2 separate regions of the Mus musculus genome follow, and region 2 is linked to region 1. Evidence: chromatin loops called from intact Hi-C (ENCODE). Cell type or tissue: left cerebral cortex. All regions are shown on one strand.

Region 1 (8,000 bases):
TTAGTTTCTCCTCCTCCAATAAAGTCCAGTGCCCAAAACTTGGGAATGGTGCCACTCACTTCCAGGCTGGCTCCTCCCCATCAATAAAGACAACAAAGACAATCTTCCACAGACGTATCCATGACCAACCCGATCTAAAGAATCCTTTATCAGGACTCTCTTTTCAGGTAGATCCAGGCTGTGCCACATTGACAGTTAAAACTAACCACCACGGGAATGATAAATGGGGGCAGGGTTTGTATGTGTTCAGCACAAATACATCTTTTTCTGAAGTTTTGATCAGCAGTTGGTTGGATGGGCAGATAAGGATCCTGCAGATACGGAGGGCCAACTGCCATGTGGTAGCAAAGACTTGCCTCTTACAGGACCCCAGAATGCAACTGGGAGGCATTCGGTTCGTGGTTTACAATGTCTTGGGCCCCTATTCCTAGTTATTTAATGCAAGTCATTAAGGTTACTGTTCAATTTAATTGCCTATGTGTAAGCAGCCTTCCCTTCCCTGCTGTTTGAAGAACTGGGTTACATGACTAATAATTACTCTTACTACAAACTCCACAGTACCAAGTTCTGGGTGTCTCTTTTTTATCTTGACTAGTTTGGAAAATTTACCTCCTATAGAGAAAACTGATATTGATTGAACCAGCATTTCCTGACGAACTGGCTGGAAACAAAGTTGTTGACAGGTAAGTACCGGGGAACCTGGTTGCTTACAGGAATGGGAAGACTTTGGCTCCAAAAGGGTTATTGGTCTCATATAGTCAGCGGAGTCAGAGATTTGTTGAAAGTGTAAATTCACAGGCTAACTCCGGGCGGAGTGAGCCAGAACCTCTTCAAACAGACCATTCTCATCGAAAGTCAAAGCAACACACAGGTCATAAACTCATTGAGCTAAATCTGAAAGTCCCTGCCCTTCCAGAAGAGTTACAGACAAACTGCAGCCACAACTCAGGTCTCCCACCTGAATAGCGGCCCACGTTGGAAAGGGTGGGGCGCCCCATCCCAGCTCCTCCCCAGTCCCAGTTCCTTTCAGCTGGAAGCTCGAACTCTGCCTTCCAAAGGATAGAGGACTATGTTTGAAAATAAGGACCGAAAATGAACACTGCAGCCTGATCCTACTGAAATCACCTAAGATATTAGCAATTCTTTCCCAAGCATTCGACAAGACAGAACTTCAATTTATGAGATTTGAAAATCCAGAGGTAAGAGAGGGGGGCCCCATGAAGACTTACCAAGCTTAACACCTGGAGGAATGTATGGCAACAGCTGTGTCAGCGTCTGTGGGACATTGCAGAGAGTCTTTCTTTTCCCCAAATTGTTTCCAATAGGTGAATGATACGTCTCTAATCACGAGGGGAAAGTAAAACTGTTTTGTTTTTTGTTTTTGCTTTTGACCATTTTCTACCCATATCATTCTGCGGAAAGGTTTATTTTGTATTTCTATTCCTTTCTATATGGCAGGACAGATAGTATTAGAGTAATTATTTATATGGCACCATATGTTACAATGAAGATGAACTTCATTAAATGAATTCTCCCAGACGCCCTGAAAATAAACAAGGAGGTTAAATGCATACTGAGGTTCAAAGCACCAAGAATTAAGACTAGCTGGGGAGCTAAAGGAAAAAAATTAATCCCAGTATTGAGCCCTCTGAGAGCATCCCTTTTGAAAAGAAAAAGAAAAAAAAATGTGGTAGACAGCTTCTCTCTTTTATCTCCATGTTTAACCCCTGGAATGTGCAGGACCTCAGAGAATAAAAACATATGAGAGAAAACCAGAAACAAAGGGATCAGAATGATCTTGCCTTCACACACACACACACACACACACACACACACACACACACACACACACGTCCATTCATGTGGGACAGTAAGATCTTGAAATTTACTGGCAAATTCCATTGCCCAATGAGTCTTTTTCCCCATAAGTGTTTGCTGATTTAGAAAAAAAAATTATGTTGGTTATCTGATTTCATAAATCATAAATAAACAAATAAGTCTCATTTAAAGAGACCTCGAAGCCACACAGGCATCCTTTTCCTGTCAGATTTGATGTGACGAATTGATAGCTTCAAAGAAAAACGTTTTACTGAAAGTCTCTCAGCAGAATAAGCTCAGTGAATGTTAACTGAAATTTCAGAAGGTGAATGAAGAGCAAAGTTAAGACTATGGAAAGAAAAACACCTTCACCGGAATACCTCCCGACAGCTGACATTTCTAAACTCTACAGCTGCTTTAGGGAAGGAAGGAGTTAGTGGAAGGAAGCTTTCCCCACACTGGAGCTTACAGTGCCCAAGATCACCTCGGTAGCTACACGATTTAGATTAACAGCCCTAGCAGCGAAAGAACTCAAACAATTTATCATCTCTGCAGTACCCGTGCATAAAGGCTTTGGCTTACAAAGGTGTGTCTGTGGGAACTGTCCTGTTTCCCTCTGTTCTCCACTTTGAAGGGATACGTCCCTTCTAATGCAAAGTAAGTTCAGAGCAAGAATAAATATAGAAGTCACAGAAACTTTCAGGCAGCCCAGATCCAACTCCACACAATTGCCCATCTACCTAGTTGTGAAACTGACTTGTGGGAGCCTTGTTTATAGTGTACTATCCTCGGACAGCAAAGGGCTTCGACGCATCGCGCACATACTGGCAACCCATCCTCTAACAGCCTGATAAACACCAACCCAGGTCTTACTCTCCCATTCTCCCTGGAGAGAAAAAGATGAAATGGTGGGCTTTAACCTCCTCCTGGTTGCCTTTCAAGTTTTCCTTTAGGGCTGCTAAAGGGCTTTTATCAGAACTTACCTACAGGTCCAGTTTCTAAGCAGGCACTGATGCTGCGAGAATAATTCCAAACCAACGAGATTCAAAACATGTTCAATTTATTTGCAGACTTAGAAATGCCACTGTCTCCGTGAGAGAGAAAACGCACCCACTTTGTCAAATTAAAAAAGAATGAAAACCCGCAGCTTTTCCTCTGAACAAATTTAAATTTTCTGGGTCACTTCCCTCATCACACTTTTTAAGCAGCCTGACCTGCTCAGAAAAGCCTATACCTACCGTCTGTGAAAGCAACTCCCAAGCCTCAGACCTCACCACCCGCCCCTGCGGTCCTCACCTCACCACGGAGCCTCGCCCTTTCAACCCACAAATCGGGAGCTTATTCTCAGGAAAAGTTGCTGGAGGTAGATTCCCCCACCTGCGCTCTCCGAGCGGATGGCTGGGAAGAAGAGAAAGCCTTCGGGGCCCCGCACGCCCTCCAGGCCCAGGCTCGGAGCGCGTCCCACCCCAAAGCCGGGAAGGCGATTTCCACGCAGACCTGCACCCATCCCACACAAGTCCGCATGCCAGCTCGCCGAGTCACTTACGTAAGCTCGCCCTGCACAGTCCCAAACTGCAGACACACACCCGCACCTGTCACGCATCCGAAATGGACAAGCGCCCACCCCCGAGGAATGCAAGCCACACAGATCGGGGCGCGGGTGCGGCTTCCATTCCTTTTCCTCCGGGTTCTTTTCTTGTCCCTTTTTTGTCCAACTACAATTACCTTAGCAACCAAAGAATTGTCTCGACTCGCTCCGGCGTCTCAGTTTCTCCTAAAGCCCGGCTGGCGCCCGGCTCATGATAAGGCTGGGGAACCCGGGAGTCGCCAGCTCTCGGGGGGTGGAGGAGCGGCCAAATCTGTCCGGGCACTGCTCTCCCGAGTGTCGCCTTCTCCTCCTCTTCCACCTTCTTGGTGCCACTCTACGAGGCGGCGACCGCAGGGGGCTCAGCGAGCACACTGTACAGCTCCGGACCCGGGAGGAGGCGCGGCGGGTCTCATGGTGCCAGGGCGCGGGGCTCCCGGGGTGTTTCCCTCGCCCCTCGCTGGTCCGGACCGGAACCGCCCCCTCGGCGCCCGCAGCAACAGGGACCCCGGGGCGCCCCCGGGCGGAGTTCTTGGCCACCCGGTGGGGGCCGATCGCCAAGGAGCTGCCCGGAGTCGCGCAGCCCAGGCGCTCGGCTCGGCCGCTGCCGCAGCGGCGCCCGCTGTCGGGGACCCAGAGCAGCTGCAGCCTCGCGCCGCGCACCTGGGCGCCCGCACCTGGCCTGAGCCACGCGCTATGAGCGGGACCCTGACACCTGAGCACGTTCTTAGGTCGCCGCCGCCAGGCTCACCTGTCCCGGCGCCGCCCGGGGTACGGATCAGGCCCTGTGCAGCAAGCGAGGAAAAAAATAATCTGCAGATTCCAGGCAACCGAGCAGCTACCTAGAAAACTGAGGGACTGTGTTAAACAAGCCAAGGCTCCTCTCCTTGCTGCCAGGATGACCGTGTACTGAAACTTTAGTGGCGCCAAGGTGCTCACGATTCTGGCCTGAGGTGCTGTCCCGGTAGCTTTTGAATCCCTCACTGACGTGGGGCTGGCGCCCTCTAAATTAAAATGAGCCAGTGCGTTCGTCAGAGATATTGTTGCTAATCTCGTGGTTTTATTTATTCAACGTTTACACCACACAGCGTTGGGAGCGCTTTGTGGTTGATACTATCTTGAAACAATACAAAAGGGAATCTAAGGGGGAAACTATGCACAATATCCTTGGGCAAGAAGAGAAGCTTTGACATTCAAATGAACAAGGGTAACTTGAATGGACATTTTAACCTGAGAGTCCTGAAACGTGATTTTTGATGACTTATGACTGGGTTGCAGATGTAGCTCACCTAATATAGTGCTTTCCCCAGCACTGAGTAAACCCCGACAGAGATGGTATCCACCTGTAATACTCAGGGGCTGGAAGCAGAAAGAACAGAAGTTCGAGGCCAGCTTTGGCTACTTAGGGAGTCCGTGAGTCACACTGGACTACATGAAGGCCTGTCTCAAATTATTTTAGGGAACTGTAGTTGGAGGTAGGACAAGGTGGTTGGTACTAAATAGTTACCAGTAGATGTGTATGTATGTCAATGTTACCAACACCAATAATAAATCAGTAATTTATACTTTAGTGTATTAATCACAGAAAAAAATAAATAAATTACTCCAAGTCATTGGGGATGAATGATCTGGACTCTTCATCTTTATGGCTCTGGGGGTGAAAATTTAAAGTTTCCTTGGCAATATGCATGTTTGTCAACACTGCTGTGCATAAATATGCAAATAACAAAGAACATCAGTTAAAGGTAAATAGATTCTTCTGAATGTAAATCCATTCTTCTAAAATGGCAGATTGTTAAAGATGGCTTCTGATTGAGCGAGGCCCGAGGACAAGGCTGCTAACTCAGAAGGTGGCCTTGGGTAGGATCCAACCCCTGTAAATAACACCTATAACCATGGATTTCTATAATATACTGATTCAAGAAAATAGACATGTCTGTGTTGTTTCCTCACATAAAGCTAGTGTGCTAGCCACACTAAGAGTGACCTGTTTTTAGGAACTGTACTCTGAAGTCTGAAGGGGTCAGTGAGTGTAAGTTGGAGATAAGATGTGCCTAGGAACCCTGTGTGTGCCCTATTGGTAGGGGTAAGCACTTTAAGTCAGAGGTGGGACCCAGTAGAAGGAAGCTGGGTCCATGGAGGGGTCCCACTGAAGGGTGTATGATGAGACTAGCTCCTCCCTCAGTCTCCACGCAGTATACAGGTCTCCTACCAGCATCCTCCAAGACAGTAGCTTGAAGCACAAGACCAAAAAACCATAGGCTAAAAATCTCTGAAACTTGACGCCAAAAGAAGTCTTTCCTTCTTGTAAATTGTTTGTCTCCAGTATTTTGCCACTGGGAAGAGAAAGTGCCTAATACACAGTCATTTGTTACTTATTCACAGATGGTTGGAAACTAGGAACACCCAAATAAAGTGAACAAACGAACTAGTCTGTCCACCTGCTCGTGTAATGTGTTTTGTAATTCAATATGACTTCAGAAGAGATGGCTTAAAAAGATACACTGAGGTATAATTGTTCTCTTCGCCAAGATGAACAACAAAGACTTTGTCTTCATTTAATTTTATGTGTATGGATGTTTTGCCTGCATGTATGTGTACCCTGTGTGTGCAATACCAGCTGGAGGCCAGAAGAGGTGACAGATCCCCTGGGACCAGAGTTAGAGCTGGTTGTGAGCCAGAATGAGGGTTCTTGGAACCAAATTCAGCACCTCTGGAAAAGATGCTCTTAACCGCCGAGTCATCTCTCTAGCCCCTAAAGACTCATCACTTTTGACAAGTGTCCCTCACAGGTTTCCTTGAAGTATTATCTCATCATTAACTGAGATAAAAAGACAGTCTCTCTGCACACTACTCAGTGAATATATACAATTTCACTCTGCATATCACACTGTGAATATGTACAATCCCACTCTGCCTGTTTCCATTAGCCAACCTCGTATTCCTGAAGGCCTTGCTACACAGAACAATCTTTCCAGAAACTCTAAAGTATAAAATAAATATAGTAATGTATAAAATCCTGAATCTTTTCATCACTTCATTACCAGATGAGGGGCTACAGCTAAGCCTGTGATAGAATTGCCATTGGGACATCTCTGTTAACTTCATTTTAATAACTTCATTAAGAGCAAAGATAGAACAGTTGCATGTACACGCCTCTGAAACATTTAGAGGCTGTGGGTTTGTGGAGGGCAATGAGTTTGAGTATGAGATAACCCACATCTTGGGTTATGGATTTGTTATATTTAACAGTACATGTTACATATCCATCTCAACTTTCCTTCAGTGTGTGTTATGTGTAGTTTGTTATTTGGGGGGGGGGGGTGATATGTGCAATGTATGTTTGTATATGTGAGTACAAATGGACACCACAGTGTGTCTATGGAGGTCAGAGGAAAACCTTGGGTGTTAGTGTTTCTCCCACTTCACTTGAGACAGGGTCTCCTGGTTGTTCGAAGCTGTGTTCACAAGGCCTGCAAGCTTCCAGAGATTCTCCTATCTCTGTTTCCCGTCTCCTGCAGAAACACAAGGATTGCAGGCACACACTATCCTGCCTGGCTTACATGGGTCGGGAGAATTCAAATGTCGTCACAAATGTGCACCCACTGAGCCATCTCCCTGGCTTATGTATGTAGTCTTTCATCCTGATAGCTAAGGACCATGTTATTTCCATTTTGACAAAGACAGGAACTTGATTTTGAGTCACCTTTTCCTCATGGTGCATCCTGAAAAAACAAACAAACAAACAAGTGTTCTCATAGTGTGTAAGGTACTGCAGCCAAGCCTGATGACCTAAGTTGGATCCCCAGAATCCACATGGTGGAAAGAAAAGACTGATTCCAGTAAGTTATTCTCTGTCTAACCTCCACATAGTATCCCGTGCTCACACGCATGCGCGCACACACACACACACACACACACACACACACACACACACGATAAGCAAACACATTTGTTTTTAAGTTTTAGAAATGTCTGTTTAAAGGCCACAGCCTCGGCACCATGGTGGGAGGCAGGAGGTGCTGACTGGAACTTGGCAATAGCGAGTCTTGATCTCTGCCTCAGAATAGATTAACCCAAATTTCTGGCAGTGGAGACTCAAGGATCTACTTTTGACCAAGAATTTTTAAGCTGCAGCTTGTGGGCGTTCCCTTAAGAGACCACTCATCATTTTCTATTGCTGTTGTTAATATTAACCATATTAGGAGGCGGACCGTGGCAAGCAAACTCAAAATTATATAGGCTGGGGGTTTCCTCTTTCTAGTGTTAGTCTGTGATCTGCAGTCTCAAACCCCCAGTGTCTGGGAACAAATGTGTTTATATCTTAGTGCTGGGTGGTTACGTTTTGGGACTTGGAAGTGATGTCATGTCAAAGTAAAGTTTGTATTTACAAAGTTCCAAAACTTAATAGTCAGGAGCCAGGGAGATGTGCTCCAACTACTAGACACAGGGCAAAAATTACATCAGCAATAACAAACTTTTAAAAAGCTAAACAAGACTAAAATAACCATGGAATGCTGTTTATAGAAGCAGTTAAGAACCACGGGCCTCACTCAGGGACTTCCCAGACCCTTTGGCAGGGGCTATGCCTGCTAGA
Region 2 (8,000 bases), 180 kb before region 1:
GCTAGCCAGGCCTGAAAGTGAACTTGCAAGCTAATGATAGACCTTGTCTCAAACAAGAGGTATCAAGCACTTGGGGAATGACCCTTCAGATGGTAAGTGTATCCACATCCATGATCATGGGTCTGGCCCTACATAAACACACACACACACACACACACACACACACACACACACACACACACACACACACACGAAATGGATGCATCAGACTTGTGAGTTACCTGCTTTACCTTGCTATGAAGACCTGCAGATTTCTGATGGCTCAGGTGGCTCCCATTCAAGAGTCCAGTCCACCACCCTAATGGCAATTAAGATCTTCTCTTTCAATTGAAAATATTTTTCATACAAAATGTCTGATTGGCTTTCCCTCCTAACCTCCACCTAGATCCTGCCCTCCTCACCCTCCCTACGCCATACTCCTCTCTCTCTCTCTCTCTCTCTCTCTCTCTCTCTCTCTCTCTCTCAAGAAAATTGGCAAAAAAACAAAGAACAAACAAGAATAAAACAAATAAGCAAGAAAAAATGAAGCAAAGATAGAGCATGAAAAATGTACACACAGAGACACACAAAACCCATAAAAACACAAATTAAAAACCACACTACAAAAAGGACTAGAAAGGTAGGAAATGCACAAACAAAGCAAAATCACACACACACACACACACACACACACACACACACACACAGTACATTTGAGTTCACTTTGTGTTGGCCATCTCCTCCTGAGCATGGGGTTTGTGGGTTTGCCCTTGGGTGTAGTTTGTATCTCCCGTGGGGCTCCGTTGCAGAAACTAATTTATCCTTTGCTCGAAGTTAAGATCTTCCTGATGGCAGACAAAGCTAGCTTTCCTCGGAGGCTACTGCTGAATGTTCAATCTCAGGATGTTGAGGGTCCTCTCTGCTGACAGTGCTGGATCCTCCGGTAGTACTATGTCCAGTTTTCTGAGGAACCACCAGACTGATTTCCAGAGTGGTTGTACAAGCTTTCAATCCCACCAGCAGTGGAGGAGTGTTCCTCTTTCTCCACATCCTCAACAGCATCTGCTGTCACCTGAATTTTTCGATCCTAGCCATTCTGACTGGTTGGTGTGAGGTGGAATCTCAGGGTTGTTTTGATTTTCATTTCCCTGATGATTAAGGATGCTGAACATTTTTTTCAAGTGCTTCTCAGCCCTTCGGTATTCCTCAGTTGAGAATTCTTTGTTTAGCTCTGTATACAATTTCCAAAACACAAGAAAATCAAGAAGAAGGAAGACCAACATGTGGATACTTCACCCCCCCCCCCCTAGAATAGGGAATAAAATACCAATGGAAGGAGTTTCAGAGACAAAGTTTGGACCTAAGACAAAAGGATGGACCATCCAGAGACTGCCCCACCCATGGGTCCATCACATAACCAGCCACCACATGCAGAACTATTGTATATGCCAGTAAGATTTTGCTGACAGGACCCTGATATAGCTGTCTCCTGTGAGGCTATGCCAGTGCCTGGCAAATACAGTAGTGGATGCTCACAGTCACCTATAGGATGGAACGCAGGGCCCCCAATGGAGGAGCTAGAGAAAGCACCCAAGATGCTGAAGGGGTCTGCAACCCTATATGTGGAACAACAATATGAACTAACCAGTACCCCCAGAGCTCGTGTCTCTAGCTGCATATGTAGCAGAAGATGGCCTAGTCGGCCATCATTGGGAAGAGAGGCCCCTTGGTCTTGCAAACTTTATATGTCCCAGTACAGGGCAACACCAGGGCCAAGAAGTGGGAGTGGGTGGGTAGGGGAGCAGGGCAGAGGGAGGGTATAGGGGACTTTTGGGGTAGCATTTGAAATGTAAATGAAGAAAATATCTAATAAAAAGTAAACAAACAAACAACAAAAAAAGAATCTTCAGAGAATGTCAACTGATATCCCTCTATTCTGAGAGACAACTTTACTCATTCCCCCATGCCACCACCATCTCTTCTAGCCTGGTAGTTTACATTGGGCCTTTATCCTGCTTAGTGCTCTGAGCAGGCTGGAGAGTGAGGTGATGCACCTTGGTAGCACTCAGTCCTTAGTTCTCAGCATCCATGTGTCTCTGAACCAGCAGTCTAACAGGAGCCCCTAGCATCTACCTCTCCACCCTTCCAAGTATGACAACTATCAATGGCCCAAGCAGTCCAAGACAAAGTGACCAAGAAGAGAGTTTTCTAAGCAGAAGACATTAATGAGAAACAACTTATAACTAAAGAAAACTTTCTTTTACTAAAGAAAATCACTTTTGTATTTCCACAGCTGTGGTGGTCGCCAGTTACTACAAATGCTTTTCACATTGTATCTTAGAGAATCCAGGCTTTTCCAAGCATGATGATGCACACCTTTGGGAGGGAGCTCTTGTAGGCAGAGGCCAGCCATGGCTACATAATGAGATTCTCTCTGTCTCTCTCTCTGTCTCTGTCTCTCTGTTTGTCTCTGTCTCTCTCAGGCACACACAGATGCACACACACAGACAAACACACACACAGAGGGAGAGGGAGGGATATTTTCCACACTAGCGGTGCACTACTAAAAACCTAAGGTAGACCATATATGGATTAAGTTATATTTCAAATACTGAGGTCACACTGGCTGTTTGCAGTCCTCCCATAGCCTGTGTTGTATGAAATACTGCACTGAATTTCCCCTAAGTGCAATGCATGCTAAGTCTTGCTTGGTATTCCACTGTTGGCATGTTTTCTTACACACTATGATTATTAAGAAGAAAATCTTTGATTAAGCCTGCCTTGGTCTGGGGTGTTTTGCTGCAAGCTATTCAGGAGGTGAGTCTGCTGAGATGCTGGGGTTTATGAGGTGGAAGATGCAGCTGCAGGAATGGTGACATTTATATAACTAGTAGCAAACGCGCACATGGAATAACCAACATAATAAAGCAAAGGAGACCATTTCAGTACACAGATTACATGGCATTTACTACTTTGCAGTAAAAGGACCAGACTCCTTACTGACACTGTAGGAGCACAGCATCTGTCCCATGTCTTCCATTCCAGACCATGTAGTGCTCAGGCTAAGAGTTTAGTGTTACATACTATGACTTTGTTCATTCCATTATGTTATAGTTTAGAGTCATCGTGGTCATTACCCAAGTAATTATGCTGTTGCCAGATTGAGCAAACTGGGGACAAAGTGTCTGGTAGGGTGTCAACTGGGTGGCATTTTCACTTATGTGTTTCCGATCAAAGCCCTTCCAACTTTTGATGAATATCTATCAGTAGCACCCATAACCCTTAATTTAGCTGTGAGTGGTTTCCCACAGGCTGGATTTTATAAAATTACATCCCTTGAGATCCAAAGTCAGGTCTGCAACTGTAAGGGGCCTTTTGCAAATCCTTCAGCAGTACAAATAAATAATTTTTTATAAAAATGTTACTTCTAGGGTTCTAGAGATGGCTCAGTGGTTGAGAGTGTGTATTTTAACTCACAAGCACACAGTCAAACAAATACCTACACATAACCTTCAAAAATAAATATTTTTAAAAGTAACTCCTAATTTACCAACTTCAGAGTTTAGTTTCAGCCACATGGAGTTTCTAGAACTCCAGTCTTACTTCATGTGTGATTACACTCTGCATTTGGTTCCTCATGTGAGAAACTGAGGCAGGTAACAGGAGTTCCCCAGGGCTCTGGAGTACAGTGCCACTCATCAGCAGTTCAGCAACGGAACAGAAGTATGTGAAGGAATAGTGTGGGTGTTCCCATAGTACTGTTTCCATGGTAGGAGAAGACGAAGGCTGAGCCACCAACTCCATAGCACTGGGAGCTACTACTCTTCTCAGCAATAATGAAGTTCTGGAGCTCCTAGTGGTGAAGGAGGTGAGGAGGGGCTCAGCTGGGAGAGTGTATTAGTAAAAAGAGAGTCTAACTGGGGAGGGGGGCGAGTCACTGGATAAGGAATTGTGAATCCTAAACTCTAGCCAATCCCTTTGTCTCCTTCTCTAACTGGATAAATAAACTGAGCAATGCTTAAGCTAAGAACCAGGAACCCAACATTTACTAAGATAAAATGGACCTAGAATAAAATGAGTCCATCTCGGGCATCCTATCTGATGAGTTTTAACAGCTGGCTACATAAAGGTAAACACCTTGTCAAATGACAAGCAGGTTTCCGGCACGCCATAGAGTTCCCTGTGTGGCCTTTGAGCCATTTCTCTCTGACACCCCAGTAACCGTTTCCGGATTCTTCCTTTGTAGATTAAAGTGTTCTTGTATATAATATTAATAGAATCTAAGAGTGTGTTCTTTTGTGCCCTGTATCCTTTCCTTAATGCTTCTGAGATTCAACTACCTTGGTGCTGATCAATAGGCATTTCCTTTTAGCACGGAGTAAGAATTCCAGTGTCTGAACACAGCACGGTGTGAATCTTTTCTGCAAATGGACATTTATTTGGTGTCCTATTTTTAGCCACTATGAATAAAAAGCCAGTAGTGTCACTGAATGTGCTTTTTTATAAATATGTTGTCATCCCTTTAGAGTTTCCTCATTTTAAAATACCAGGCTGTCTCATGATCTCGGTGTCTCCTGGAGGCTGAGACAATGGAAGAAACATAAAAAAGCCAGTGCTAAGTTCTCCCCCAGCACATACCCATCAGAACGACACTCTGTCCTTGCTATAGATGAGGTATTTGTAAGACGTCATTTGAAAATTTTCCACTGTTAAAACTATTTGGAAATCAGCTCAAAAGGCAAGCCATAATGTTTTTTTAAGTGCAAAGAGCTGTATTAGTCTTCAAGAATTTTAAGGAAATTATTTCATTATTTAAATCTAAATTACATGCTCTGAATTTTCCAGGGCGGTGTCCTCCTCCAGCCCCTCCAAATCCTGAAAAGCATGCAAAGTATAGAGCAAGTCTATCAGCAAGGCCTTCTCAGTTGCTCCAAGGAGCCAGCCCTCCTCTCCAACAGATCTGATCTCAGGAGTCTACTGTCCCCACAAACTCAAAAGCTTCCCACCTTCACCTAAGCTAAGTCTGCTTCTGATTTCATGGATTGCATTTTTTTTTCTCTTAAAGCAAATGGGGACCTTCATCATTCTAGAACTTTCTTAAGTCCATTAGAATACTTGCACATGCTCATCGAGACACTGAGATATTATTAAATGGTTAGTTCCATCCTACCTCCTGGCACATATGCCAACATGTTTAATTTCAAAGTATAAGAGCCCAGCAGTTTGCCAGAGCCAGAGTCTCCCTCTCCCTCCCCCCCCCACTTCAACTAACACACTCTCTCTCTCTCTCTCTCTCTCTCTCTCTCTCTCTCTCTCTCTCGTGTGTGTGTGTGTGTGTGTGTGTGTGTGCGCGCGCGCGCGCGTGCGCGCGCCTTGGGGAGATAAAGGTAGAAAAATGAGGGTGGACTGGTCTACATGTGTAATGAGTACCGGGCCATCCAGGACACCACCGCCCGGCTCTAATTTATGTTCTCAAAGGACATAACACTACTGTGGATGGGCAGATCTTACGTTGCTCCCCCTTCTTCCTTCATTGTCATTTACTCCACGTCTCCATTGTGCAACCGGTAAGGTGCGATGCCCACCTGTAGCTGTCGATGGCTGTCAATGAGGACTTATCCATGAGCAGTCAAGAGTTTTGAGTCTATAATTGTTCAAAACTGGACATGAAAGTACAGCACCATCATAACCGGCACTTCTCGGATGCTAGCTACTTCCAGTCCTTTTCTTAACCCATCGATCTCCTTGTGACAAGAGTGGGTCCTTGCTAGACCCATTCTTCAATTTCAGAAACACTCCTGCAGCCTCTGCTGAACATCAGCTTCTCCCTGAGGCTACAACTGGAAGGGCCTCGTGGATCACGAGTGTGGGGGAAATGGAGAAGCCGCCCACGTGGACACTATCATTAGGTCCTCCTCCCTTTGGCCCCACAGCTTTCATTAGGTGGCTTCTTTCCCTCCATCCTCTCTCCTGCATGCCTTCTCTCTTCCTCATACTCGTTGCTGGTTTTACACTCATTAATATTTGCACTGTACCAGCATGAACATTTGAACTTCTTACTCTTAGAAGAGGTCCACTGTTCTTCTAAAAAAAAAAAAAAAAAAAAAACTTCCTGGACTCTATTTAAATAGAGCTGGTCTGGGTAGCAGGAGAGAAGAAGAAAGGAGCGGCCTGCTACAGGCAGCCTTGAGACATGGCCTCTGACAGCCTGAGACAGGAGGATAGATCTGGATTTCAAACATGTTTTTTTCTAAAGCCAGTACAGGGTCAGAGCCTGGGACACCAGGACACCTAAATCATCCAGAGACACCCTCCGTGTGACAGCTTGGCAAGCCTGTGATTTCCTAATGAAGCCTATGAGACTCCAAGGTGGAGTTCATTTCTTAGGATAAGCTATTTAATAATGCAGTAAACTGTAAGTTATACTTTAGCTTAAAATGCTCAAAATTAGGAGTACTTTTAGTTGCTTAGCTATTTACCCTGCCCACGGAGATGGCTCAAGAGGTAAGTGCTTGTGCATGCATGAGGACCTAATTTGAGTCTGGCAACCATGTGAAGAGCTAGTCATGGTAAATCATGTGTGTAGTCAGAGGACAAAGACACGAGGATCCTCGGGTCACTGGCTAGCTTGCCTACTGAAATCTGTGAGTTCCAGGCTCAGTGAGGAACCCTGCCTCAACAATAATAAGATAACAAGCAACTGAAGAAGACATGAACATTAGCCTCTGGCCTCTCCATACATACGTACATACATACACATACATATACATACATATACATACATATATGCATTTACACATACACACCTACACACACATACACACACACATATAAACACATGGGCCCCTGTGATGTTATCCCTCCCTAACCTCCATGCTCCCTCCATCCCTATAACCCATACTCCAAATCTCTGGTGATTCAGCCATTTCAATACTTGTCAGGGTGTGTGTGTGTGTGTGTGTGTGTGTGTTTGTGTGTGTGTGTATACATATGCACCTGTCTATGCCATGCATGTGAAGGCCATGGGTTGATGGTGGCTGTCTACCATCTTCAGTCAGTATCCACCTTAGTTTTTCAGATAGGGTCTATCTAGCTTGTGGATTTAGCTAGACTGGCTTCCCAGCCTGTCCCAGGGATCCTTCTGCCTCTACTTCCCTTCCCCATCGTTAGGACAACAAGCATATGCTGCCATGCACAGCTTTCCCTTGGATGCCAAGAATCCAGATTCTAGCCTCAGAGATCAACTCCTGAGCCTTCTCTCCAGAAGCCCTACTCCTTACTCTTAAGAGTCTATCAGGAGACAGCCGGCCACCTTCCTGGTGAGAGCACGGGGGTCTGCCTGGCCTGAGAGGTTTGTGGCACAGGCGCCGGCGGGAGCCTTCTTGGCTCCGGGACTCCGCGGAGGGCAGGCTGCACGGGTGACCGTGTGGAATACAGAGTGCCAGCCGTTTCTGGGACGGGCGAGAGTCGCAGAGCTTCTGGGCGGCGCCATCTTCAGCTCCAGACAGCCGGCCACCTTCCTGGTGAGAGCACGGGGGTCTGCCCGGCCTGAGAGGTTTGTGGCACAGGCGCCGGCGGGAGCCTTCTTGGCTCCGGGACTCCGCGGAGGGCAGGCTGCACGGGTGACCTTGTGGAATACAGAGTGCCAGCCGTTTCTGGGACGGGCGAGAGTCGCAGAGCTTCTGGGAGGCGCCATCTTCAGCTCCAGACAACCAGCCACCTTCCCGGCAAGAGCCACAGAGCTTCTGAGGCGGCGCCATCCTCAGCTCCAGACGGCCGGCCTCCTTCCGGACAAGAGCCACAGAGCTTCTGAGGCGGCGACATCTTCGACTCCAGACAACTGGCCACCTTCCTGGCCAAAGCAACACAGCTTCTGGGAAAGATCCTGTTTTGGGCCTTCACCTTCAGCCAGGAGGAGGTCCAAACACCAGATAACTGTACACCTTCCCTGAAAGAGGAGAGCTTGCCTACAGAGACTGCTCTGACCACTGAAACTCAGAGAAGAGAGCTTGTCTCCCACG

The links. Peaks named below come from ENCODE experiments on the same cell type or tissue, not always from the same donor. Only the 100,000 strongest peaks of a DNase experiment are listed, where the experiment ranks them.
Region 2: it touches region 1 in a loop (1.9-fold over the local background); 2 of 42 quality-filtered maps call a loop at or near these places.

What each region holds. Positions count from the first base shown.
Region 1 is chr12:82,612,927-82,620,926 of GRCm38, reverse strand. It overlaps Rgs6 (regulator of G-protein signaling 6), which reads right to left and starts at 4,002. Exons shown (of 17, transcript NM_015812.4): 1 at 3,544-4,002. In left cerebral cortex, CTCF peaks have their summits at 4,031 and 6,030; DNase peaks (open chromatin) are centred at 2,563, 3,442, 3,953 and 4,336; H3K4me3 peaks cover 3,330 bases; H3K27ac peaks cover 1,836 bases.
Region 2 is chr12:82,788,938-82,796,937 of GRCm38, reverse strand. The region is part of intron 2 of Rgs6 (regulator of G-protein signaling 6); the gene reads right to left. Among named protein-coding and RNA genes, the nearest start is that of Gm22149, 20 kb to the right of the region's middle. In left cerebral cortex, no CTCF peak of the experiment used is centred here; a DNase peak (open chromatin) is centred at 3,761.